Regions from separate parts of the Homo sapiens genome. Here region 2 is linked to region 1. A link is a loop called in an ENCODE intact Hi-C map of the cell type or tissue named here. Cell type or tissue: psoas muscle. All regions are shown on one strand. Links, peaks and the distances in the headings refer to the core of each region. The heading gives the core; the rest is flanking DNA. Region 1 overlaps CCND2 (cyclin D2). Region 2 has its middle 24 kb from the start of FGF6.

The links. A loop is a pair of places that touch in the nucleus more often than their neighbours do. Peaks named below come from ENCODE experiments on the same cell type or tissue, not always from the same donor. Only the 100,000 strongest peaks of a DNase experiment are listed, where the experiment ranks them.
Region 2: it touches region 1 in a loop (3-fold over the local background); 14 of 110 quality-filtered maps call a loop at or near these places.

The regions. Positions count from the first base shown.
Region 1 is chr12:4,305,023-4,310,398 of GRCh38, reverse strand. CCND2 (cyclin D2) reads right to left here. Exons shown (of 5, transcript NM_001759.4): 5 at 5,046-5,376. Among named protein-coding and RNA genes, the nearest start is that of TIGAR, 14 kb to the left of the region's middle. In psoas muscle, for the core only: a CTCF peak has its summit at 2,414 (motif pointing left); a DNase peak (open chromatin) is centred at 2,348; H3K4me3 peaks cover 835 bases; H3K27ac peaks cover 764 bases.
Region 2 is chr12:4,418,661-4,424,036 of GRCh38, reverse strand. No RefSeq gene overlaps it. Among named protein-coding and RNA genes, the nearest start is that of FGF6, 24 kb to the left of the region's middle. In psoas muscle, for the core only: a CTCF peak has its summit at 2,358 (motif pointing left); no DNase peak of the experiment used is centred there.

The sequences.
Region 1 (5,376 bases), core at 132-5,131:
TCCTGACCTCATGATCCGCCCACCTCGGCCTCCCAGAGTGCTGGGATTACAGGTGTGAGCCACCGCGCCTGGCTGTGATTCTTGTTTTAATTGACATAGGTTTGGGGATTTGGGAGGAAAGCAGAACCCATGGCTCCTTCCCAGGAGTTTATGAGCAACGCATTTATAACCTGAATGGAATGAGCATGAAGAACAGCCAAGGGGCAAGGCAAAGACGCTGGAAAGAAAAGGCTACTTCCTTGGTGTACATTCACTGACAAACTCCTCCTTAGATGACAAGGCCCTTTACTTTCTTCATTGACTTTGTCTTCATTAAAAAACTATCCCCTGATGATTTCACTAAGTGATGTCATCATCCAACCCCCCCCACCCCCTGCAACCTTCCTGCCCACACTGGGCTAAAAGTCTCACTCTTTCAGCTCAATGCTCAGTAAGCAAAATATGGATCAATAAAGTAGCCCAGTGTAGCAGAAGATGCATGATATTTGAATTCAGACACATCTGGGATCCAGTCCTAGCCTAACTCTTTGTGATAAGCCAAGTGAGCCGTGTGACCCTCCATTCACTTAGCTACAAAACAAGGTACCAAATTCACCAGAGTTATAAAAGGATTATAGGAGAGGCTTGTGGAAAGCTCTTTCAAAACTACAAAACCCCATTTCACAGATGAAAAAACTAAGTCACTGAGTTTACTGTGAGTTGCTGGGTGGCTAAGTAATGAGCCCAAGGTTACAAAGCGAGTGGGTGGCCGGGGGGGCATTCCAGAGCAGAGCATAGAGCACTTGTATTCTGGGCCAACCACCAAGTAGCAGTTGTCTTTTTATCTGTCTCTGTCTTTAGCCTTTGAGATCAAGGAGAGCAGAGATCTCATCCCTGGAAAAGCAAGTACTGAGACACATTTGTTGAATGAGGGGTCCCATACGGAGCACCAGGCACGTACCCAGCCCTCATTTGTTGAATAAACGAGCAGTGCCCAGGAGCCCTGTGTGGGAAGGGGATGATGAAGAGTAGCGATTTTCAGTGAATGGGTTGACCGAAACATAGCCACAGAGATTTGCACTTTTTCAACAAATATAGAAATCTCACAGGTTTGTCTTCTCATGGAATCTCCATGGTGCCAGGAGCACTAAAAATGACTCTCCAGACAAACAAAAGCAGGAAAAGCTGTCTGGACACAGTGGCTCACACCTGTAACCCAGCACTTTGGGAGGCTGAGGTGGGAAGGATCTTTTGAGGCCCAAAGTTTGAGAGCAGCCAGGGCAACATAGTGAGACACTGTTTCTATAACACATTTTTTAAAACAATCTAGATGTAGTGGTGCATGCCTGTTGTCCCAGCTACTTGGGAGGCTGAGGTGGGAGGATCACTTGAGCCTGGGAAGTTGAGGCTGCAGTGAGTTGTGATCACGCCACTGCCCTCTAGCCTCAGAGACAAAGGAAGACCCTATCTCCAGAAACAAAAGAAAAGAAAACCAAAAAACAAAAAGCAGATCTTTACCACCCCACCTTATTTGGGCCTACCTGCAGACCTGGGCGTGGGGCTGAATGTTGGGATCTCAAAGGAATTTCAAAAATCTGGCCCAGCCCCGGGGTAATCTGATAACTAAAAACTCATAAAGACATAAAGAGATCTTAATGCTTACTGAGGCAGTACGGTCTTTCTTCGTCTGAGAAGGAGAGGTTATGGTCCACAAACTGAAAGAAGTATTCCAGGTCTGTTTGTGGTGGAGAGGGTTGGAGGAGGATGACTCCACTTGGGACTTACTGGGCCCTCCTTCCTGGCCAGGGAGGTAAAACAGACACAGGTTAGGCTGCAGAGCTGTAAGCCCTAAGCCGACTGGCAGGCGCCGTAAAAGAGAGCAGCGGGTTCAGTCGGTTGTGGGGTGGGCAGAGGGTAGAGAAAGGGGCCAGTCACACTCAGCTGCAGCCCTCGCGGCCTCGCGGGCCTGTGGTTGCCAGGACTTAAATCTCCCAAGAGTCGTTACAATCCTGACTTTTATGTGAAAGCTCTCATCTTGTATTGGCAAGTAAATCCAAGACAGTTTCAATCACTGTGGGAGTCAAGCTAATTATGTCTGCAGGCTGGATTTGGTCTGTAAGCTGCCAGTGTGCCATCTCTGGATTAGTCACTGAAGAGTCAGGGAAGGTGATGAACCAGCACCAGCCACCCCAGATGGAGTCACGATGTGGCGGTAGTGAGAGAAGCAGGTGAGGGAACTGCGCCAGGTGTGGACGGGAAAGGCCTGACGTTCCTTCCCCAGGCTGCCCTGGGGAGATGGCGGAGGCGGGGGTGCTGCTCCAGTGCTGTCTGCTGGAGGGAGGTGTTCCCTTCCGTGCAGGGCAGAGGCAACCTACACCCGGCTGGCTCTGGGTTTCCTTGTGAGTGATCCTGTCCGTGGCATTAGTACCACCTAGTGGACTTCGCAGGAAGAACTGCATGTTGAAACCATGCGGACAGTCATTTACCAGAGCGGCGGCGGTGAGCGCAGCAGAAGGGCCAGGGTCCTCCGAGCGAATCAGCATGAAAGAAACCATAATAATGAGTAAACTCAAAGCTTGAAGCATAAACTCAAAGCTTCAGGGGGACAATGAGACAGAGGCAGGGGCGCTGGTCTTGCTTTCTCAGGCCGCCCAGTTCTGTTTGACTGAGCCTGTGGTCCGAGCGGATGGAATCCGCCCCTCCAGCACGGGGAGGCCCCCAGAGCCCAAAGACAAGGAAAGCCACCAGTCATATTGAAGCGTCCAGCCTTCTTTCTTTAAGCCTCATGAGAAATTAGGTGGGTGGTAATCCCAAATCAATGTTTGTGGCTGTGCTTATCCTGTTTCACAAGCCTAACATCTGTGTTTATATTGTTTAAAATCTATTAAATTGTGTGGAATATTTTCCCTTCATTTAAAAAAAAATTACTTCCCATCCCTTTTATTTTTGGAAAAGGTCACACTCTGTTTCCGTTTCCAAACTATGCTGACCCACATGATCTTCCTAACAAAAGTGTTTTCCTAAAACTCACTTGCTTGAGGAAACCTGTTCCTCTGCAAGGGCCCCCTCCCACACCTTAGCATCGATTTCCCCCCAGACTCATTTGCATTTGCTGTTGTTTCTCTCTGCTATTTCATAGGCCTGTGTGTCCTGTTTTTTTCTGTGCTTTTCCTTAAAGGCTCAGTACAGGCCCCACATAACACATCGGCTGTGAGTACTAGGCTTACCTTGATACTCTGAATCTCCCTACTCTGTCCACAGCATTTTTGCTGTTGCTGTAATTGCCAGGAGAGCAGGGAAGTAATCTGGTGTAATATTCAGCTTTTGAGTACTTGCTTCGTGTCAGTATTTTGACAGTATTACTGCTAAGCCAACTGGGAAGGTGAATTTTGGGGATACCTCTGCATACTAAATAAAAGCTCCAAATCTTAGAAAGTCATTAGAGATACAAAAGCACTCCCTTGAACACGCACAAAAGATCGGGGATTTCCAGGTCTTCATTGCATTTTTAATGGCCACTTTCAGGAAAGGCACTTCCAAGTTTGAGATTTTCCAGTTATAAGATGATCTGGGTCTGAAAGAGCGTAGATGGGACAGTCAGATTTCTCACTGCTCGGCTGTGTGCTTCATCTGCTCTTCCCGCCCTTAAAACATCCATTGTTCAGAATGGGGGAAGCCCAGCAGTGTTGCTGGGTGGCATTTGAGAGAGGGAGTGGAGTTGTCATGCTATAAACAGATATAGCATTGATCCTACAGAGCAAAAAGATAGGGAAAGGGAGGGAGAGGAACCCAGTTGGACATTATGTCATGCCAAAGAGAATTCCAAGGATGGTTAAGAATGGCAACCAGAGGCCCTTGAAACTCCCAGGAGGCCAGCAGACTTCACTAGGCAGAAACCCAAGAAAAAAGTTACCCCCATTTGTCGCTAAGAATGGCGGATGTCAAGGGGAATGGGAACAAAGGGGAATTTCTAGGGTCCTTGTAAGCTTAAAAGTCCTATTAAGTGAAGTTACTTGAGATCAGCCTGGAATATCTTAATCTGGACTTCCCCAACGGCCAGTTTTAAATCTTGTTTACAACTCAGGTCAGAATTAAAATGGAAAACAGCCTTCGATGACTTCCAGACAAGGAACTTTGGAAAAAATTAATTTTACAGTAACATCAAAATGTCTGTTATAGCTTGTGCAACAAAGCTATACAAAAAATCTGTACAAAAAATAAAAAAATTAACTGGGCGTGGTGGTGGGCGCCTGTAATCCCAGCTACTTGGGAGGCTGAGGCAGGAGGATTGCTTGAGCCCAGGAGTGTGAGGCTGCAGCAAGCTGGGATTGTGCCACTGCACTCCAACCTGGGGGACACAGCAAGACCCTGTTTCTAAACAAAACACACAAAAAAGTGTTCATTAGGCCCTTGTCTTCTGCACACCCATCACTCTCGGGAAAGAAGCTGGTCTGAGCTAAGGTCCAAGAGCAGCTGGGCCTAGGGCCTGGCAATTCATTTCAGCAGTACGGAGACTGTCACATCCCATTCCCAGGCTCTGCTTCTCCAGACTCCAGCAAAGGTAGTTGTGGCCTGTGTCTCAGAAGAGGGGTGCAGGAAGGATCAGAAATCAGGTGGGAGCCACGAAGAACAGCAGGCAGGAGCCAGGAAAGCTGCAGGGGCAGGGTTCCCAGAGACTCCCTAGACTCTGGAGATGGCACCGCAGGCTTCTGGTACCTCTCATGCCAGGAGATGCTTCCTCACAGCCCAGAATGAGTAGCTGGCAACAATCAGGGACGATCCTCTGAGGACCAGTCATAGTGTCTGTGATGTACCCACCTTCTGAAGGTGGACTGAGGCTTCTAGCTTATAAGCTGGCTGCATAGGCACCCCTCGTCCCCTAGCAATGTCAACAATGACTTGTACCGCCATAACACAGAGGCACATGTAGATTCCATTCCAGGTTAGAATGTGTCTTTTATGCCACTGCCAAATGTTGCAGCGGCATGAAACAGTTCTGACATGAGACAAGTGTATTCCATTCTGAGGACTGCTGGTTTATAAATAAGTCAAAAACGGCCAGATAATTTAGGTCAAGGTGAGTTTATTGTCCAAATAGCATAACCTAATTGCATTCAAAACCATTTTCAAATCCATCTTTAAACTAGTCAGAAAACAGGTTATTATTTTTTTAAATCACTTAACACTGAACAGATAAGACCTCTTAAAAGGCAGCTGACTATATCATGTCACCATCATAGCCAATACAACATTTTTGCCATACTTCCTAAAAACCTTTTCGCATACACTGATCATGCTACTTATCAGCACTTTCTAACATCCTGACCAAACAGACACCCACACCTCTTATAGAGTACACTGTGAGAGAATAACATGGACTTGATATGGCATCACACT
Region 2 (5,376 bases), core at 326-5,325, 110 kb before region 1:
GGGCACACATCACCTTGAGGCACGGCTACTTGTGGTGCCAGGGACCCCTGGGGCCTGCCTCTGGTGGCACAGATGCCCATCCAGTGCCATCTCAGAGCTGGGGCCCCCGAGCAGTGTGCCACACACAGTGTCTTCAACAACAGACACCCATTTCCTCACAGTTCTGGAGGCTGGAAGTCCAAGATCGAGGTCTGGCAGGATGGATGTCCCGTGAGGCCTCTCTTCCTGGCTTGTAGAAGGCCACCTTCTCACCACATCCTTAATCAGCCTTTCCTCTGGGCATAAGCACAGACCCGGCACACCCAGGTGTCTTTCTCTTCCTATAAGGCCATAGTCCTACTAGATTACGGCCCCACCCTTACAACCTCATGTACTTCCTTACAGACCCTATCTCTCAATCCAGCCACAGTAGGGGTCAGAGCTTTCACATATGAACTTGGGGAGCACACATTCAGTCCAAACCGGTGCCTTGCTGCCATCTGGGGAAGGCTGCCCTCACACAGGGTGTCATTCTAACTTTCTGTGCCAAGACAGAAGTCAGCAGCTGGTGCATTTACCAGGCACCCAAGTGGTCGCTATCATCAAAAGTAGCCCTAGCTGGGGGGCCTATTCTTTTGGGTGTGATATGCAGTTGCCTTAAATGCAGCTATTCTCAACTGGGGGTAATTTTGACATCTACAGGACATTTGGCAACGCCTGAAGACACTTTTGGTTGTCACAACTGGGGATGGGGTGTGGGTAGTGGACAGCAGCTAGGGATGCTATGCAGTGAATGGTGGGTGGTGGCCGGGGACGCTGTGCAGTGGGTGGTGGGCGGCGGCTGTGGAGGCTGAGGGTTGGGTGGTGGGTGGCGGCTGGGGAGGCTGAGGGTTAGGTTGGGGGTGGTGGCTGGGGATGCTGTGCAGTAGGCGGTGGGTGGCAGCTAGGGATGCTCTCATGTGTGGCTCACGCCTGGTCTCTGGGAAACATGCAGAAAATCCGAGCCCCTGCAAACTCTGGGAATGAAGCCCAAGCCCAGGGCAGAGGCAGCCTGCCCTTCACTCTTAGCACTGCAGCAGCCGGAAACACACTCTCTCCTGCCTTGGAATTTTCCAGGTAGGCATCACACAGTGGTCCACGGTGCCCCTCAGCTTCAGAGACACATGTCAAGCCTTCCATGGGGTCTTACTGAAGTCTCTCTTCACTCGTGAAGCTATTCCAGGCCTTCCTAAAAGGTCCCCTGAAAAGTCTTTCCCTCAGAAAGACTTCTCAGAATCCTTTTATTTTCCAACCCTCGATATGGATGAATCCATGAATTTTTCTTATTTATTTATTTTTTTGAGATAGAGTCTCACTCTGCTACTCAGGCTGGAGTGCAGTGGTGCGATCTCGGCTCACTGCAACCTCCACTTCCTGGGTTTAAACGATTCTCCTGCCTTAGCCTCCAGAATAGCTGGGATTACAGGCACCCACCACCAAGCCTGGCTAATTTTTGTATTTTTAGTAGAGACAGGGTTTCGCCACATTAGTCAGGCTGGTCTTGAACTCTTGGGCTCAAGCAATCTGCCCACTTAGGCCTCCCAAAGTGCTGGGATTGCAGGTGTGAGTCACTATGCCTGGCCTTGAATCCCATGAATCCCATGAATTTTTAAGCATAGGCCCGTAAGGCCCGTCAATATTCTGTGTCCCTTCTCCATCCTTCTCCACCCAGCCCTGCTCCATCTTTTGCCAGAATTAGCTGCAGGTTCCATTAGGGCTAGAAAATAACATATCTCAAAATTTTTATGATTTTCCACTCCTTTTTAACTAGGAAAAAAAAACAGGCAAAACAGCAATAACAATGAGTGAAAATATAACTTGTAATCTCCATAAACAACAATTAGGAGGAAGGTGGAGAAAGAAAAATAGAAAATTTGAGGAAGCACAGTAGAAAATAGCATTAATTATTTTTAGCCCTCTTTATGGACGTAAATGTGAGTTTTCTTCAATAACACGGAATGTGTTATGTGTTTCTTAGTTTGCTAACAAAATTATGTTTAGGGAACTAAAGTTGTAAATGTTGTATGAAGAAAACCAAATAACACTCTGCAAGAAAAAAAAACTATATTCCCTATATTATCCGAACATTTTTAAAACTCCAAAAGTTTTCAAGAGCTTCCAAAAAACTGTGTTTTTTTCTAACTTTCTTCCAATTTTCCTCCCACGCTTCCCATTGCTGTTTACCTTTTGGTTGTGCACACTTCATTATATTAGACCTTGGTTCATCTGCCCCTCAGGGCCATCGTGTGAGTTGGAAGGGTCTTTGGAGCAGAACATCCCTCTCCCAGGTGGAACAGGGAGGGTAATCCATTCTCAGACCCGTTAGTACTGCCCCCTTGTGGCTATTTCCTTAATAATAATGTCATCACTAAACTTCATCCTGAGTTGTCTAAGAAAGAGTCACTGAACACCAGTTGTAAGTTGGGACTGGGATGCTGATTTTAGAGGAGAGGGATAGGGAGAGGTTTGTTAAAGGATACAAAATCCCATCAGGTAGGAGGAATCAGTTCTAGTATCCTACATCACTGTAGGATGACTATAGTTAACAGCAACGTATTATGTAGTTTCAAATAGGTAGCAGGATGTTAAATGTTCCTAACACAAACAGATGATAGAAATTTAGATGATGAATATGCTAATTACTCTCATTTATTCACTATTATATGTATTGAAACATCACCATGTATCTCCATGAACATGTACAATTATTCTTGAATATGTACAATTATTCAATTTAAAAATAAAGTAATTTTAAAAAATAAAGAATGAATTATAGTATTTGCCTAAAAAGAGCTCACAGACCCTTGTGGAGGACAGTCTCCTGCCCAGCTAATACTGCTTTATATCAGAATGCATTGTATTGCAGAGGAAAAAGTGGCTCACCAGAGTAGGTAGGATGGGAAGGCTCATGGATGAAAGGCCACTGAGGCAGGGACAGCAAGGAGGCAGGCACATGGAGAAGAAAAGGGTTATCCCAGCCCGAGCAAAGAACCCAAGCACGGGCCCCAGCCAAGGTGTAAAGGCAAAGTAAGTTCAACCTAACGTGGGACTTAGTGCACACACTTGGGGGCAGAAAGGTGGGGGTTCAAGTCCCAGGTGTGCCACTCAAGAGCTGCATGATCTTAGGTAAGTTATTTAAGCTTCAGTTTCCCTTTTCATTAAAATGGAGACAATAGTGCCTATTTCACAGAGTCCTTGTGAAGATTAAATAGAATAATACACGCAAAGTGCTTGGCAGTGCTTGGCCTACAGTAAGTGTTCAATCAATGTTAGCTGCTAATGGCAAGTGATGCAGGCTGTTTTGGAGTATGGATGGCATTTATGGGTGCAGAGCGGAATGGAAGTTGAAGACAGAGCCTGAATGCCAAGCTAAGCAGCTTAAAATTATCTTCTACACAGCAGTGAACCACAGTAGATTTTTGCAATGACGTGGCATGAGGTGATTCGACTATTTGAAGAGGAGAATTCTATGAAGAGGATAAAGGATTGGAAGCAAGGAGGCTGCTAATTCATTTATGAAATAAATATTTATTTTAAACCTACTAGCTTTAAACAACTATGCTGGTGCCTGTGAACAACAGTGAACTAGAGAGAAAGCGGACTGTTGTCTGCTGGGAGCTTTCATCCTAACAGAGAGTAGACACATCCATGAGTTTCCCAGGCAACAGTACAGCATTACTGCATGTCATGGGAGGGCTGGCAAGGAAATATACACAGGGATGAGATAGAGAATAACCTTGGATAAATAAATCACTTAAGCTCGTTCTGCCTCTATGTCTTCATCTCTTAAGTGCAGCTTATATTCCAGCCCTGCCTACCAAGCAGAATCAGTGTGTAGATTCAAATGAGATGATACGCTGGAAAGAGTTGTGTGAAGTGTAAATCACTTACAGAAGTCTGAATGAAAATGGATTCTTGGCTTGGCGCCATGGCTCACACCTGTAATCGCAACACTTTGGAAGGCTAAGGCAGGCTGATTGCTTGAGCCCGAAAGTTCGAGACCAGGCTGGGCAATGTGGTGAACCCTCGTCTCTGCAAAAAGTGGAAAAATTAGCCGGGTGTGGCGGCACATGCCTGTAGCCCAGCTACTTGGGAGGCTGAGCCCGGGAGTTCAAGGCTGCAGTGAGCTGTGATTGCACCACTGCACTCTAGCCTGGGTGACAGAGTGAGACCTTGTCTCAAAGAAAAAGAAAGAAAATGGATTCTTATGAGAATCCCTACTGTTCATGGATTCTTAGGAGATTAAATTTAAGGGGTACAAGCACGATTTTGTTAAATGGATATATTGCTTAGTAGCAAAGTCTGGGCTTTTAATGTATCCATAATGCAAATAATGTACATTGTACTCATTAAGTAATTTCTCATCGCCCAACCACCTCTCACTGTCCCCCTTCCAAGTCTCCAATTTCTATCAGTCCACACTCTATGTCCATGTGTACACATTATTTAACTCTCACTTAAAAGTGAGAACATGTGGTATTTGACTTTCTGAGTTGTTTCACTTAAGCAACGGCCTCTAGTTCCATCCATGTTGCTGCAAAGGACATGATTTCATTCTTTTTATGGCTGTATAGTATTCCATCGTGCACATGTACCACATTTTCTTTATCCAGTCATCCACTGATGTACATTTAGGTTGATTTCATATCTTTGTGCTATTGTGAATACTGTTACGATAAACATATGAGTGCCTCTATCTTTTTAATATAATGATTTTAGAAAATGGATTCCTAGTAAGATCTTTAGGGCCTTTGCCCTAGTGTTCCCTCATAGTCGACTCATCTGGTTTTTCCTGAGCCACTCCACACAGGAAGACAGAGTTATTTTCTGCCTTTCCTGGATCCCACTTCTTAGAATCATATGGAAAGATGAAAGGAAAAAAGGAAAAGGGAAGAAAAGGGAAAGGAAAGGAAAGGAAAAGAAAGGAAATGAAATGAAAGGAACATCTCTGTAAGGACTAGGCACTTTCAGCCCTGTTGCATCGGTGGATCTCGATGGAGCACTTCGGCAGTTCGGGAGGGTGTTTGGTTATCACAGTGACTGGGGATGCTGCTAGCATCAGTGAACAGAAGCCACAGATGAGAGGCATCTGCAACACAGAGGACAGTCTCCATCATGAAGAATTGTCCTGCAATTGCTCAGCTTTCAGAATGTCATGTAGGTAGAACACCTGTTTATAAATCTGAGCCTAGAATCAAACTGCTTTACATAAAGCAGAGAATGTTTTTCTCTGTCGCTTTAAAACGCAAAGTTTCCCAACGAGGGTATAAATCTAGGGAAGTCTGTATTTTGTGTGAAACCTTTCAAGCACAGTGCACCACTTTGAAAAACCCTAGCATGATAACCCGTCAGTTATCA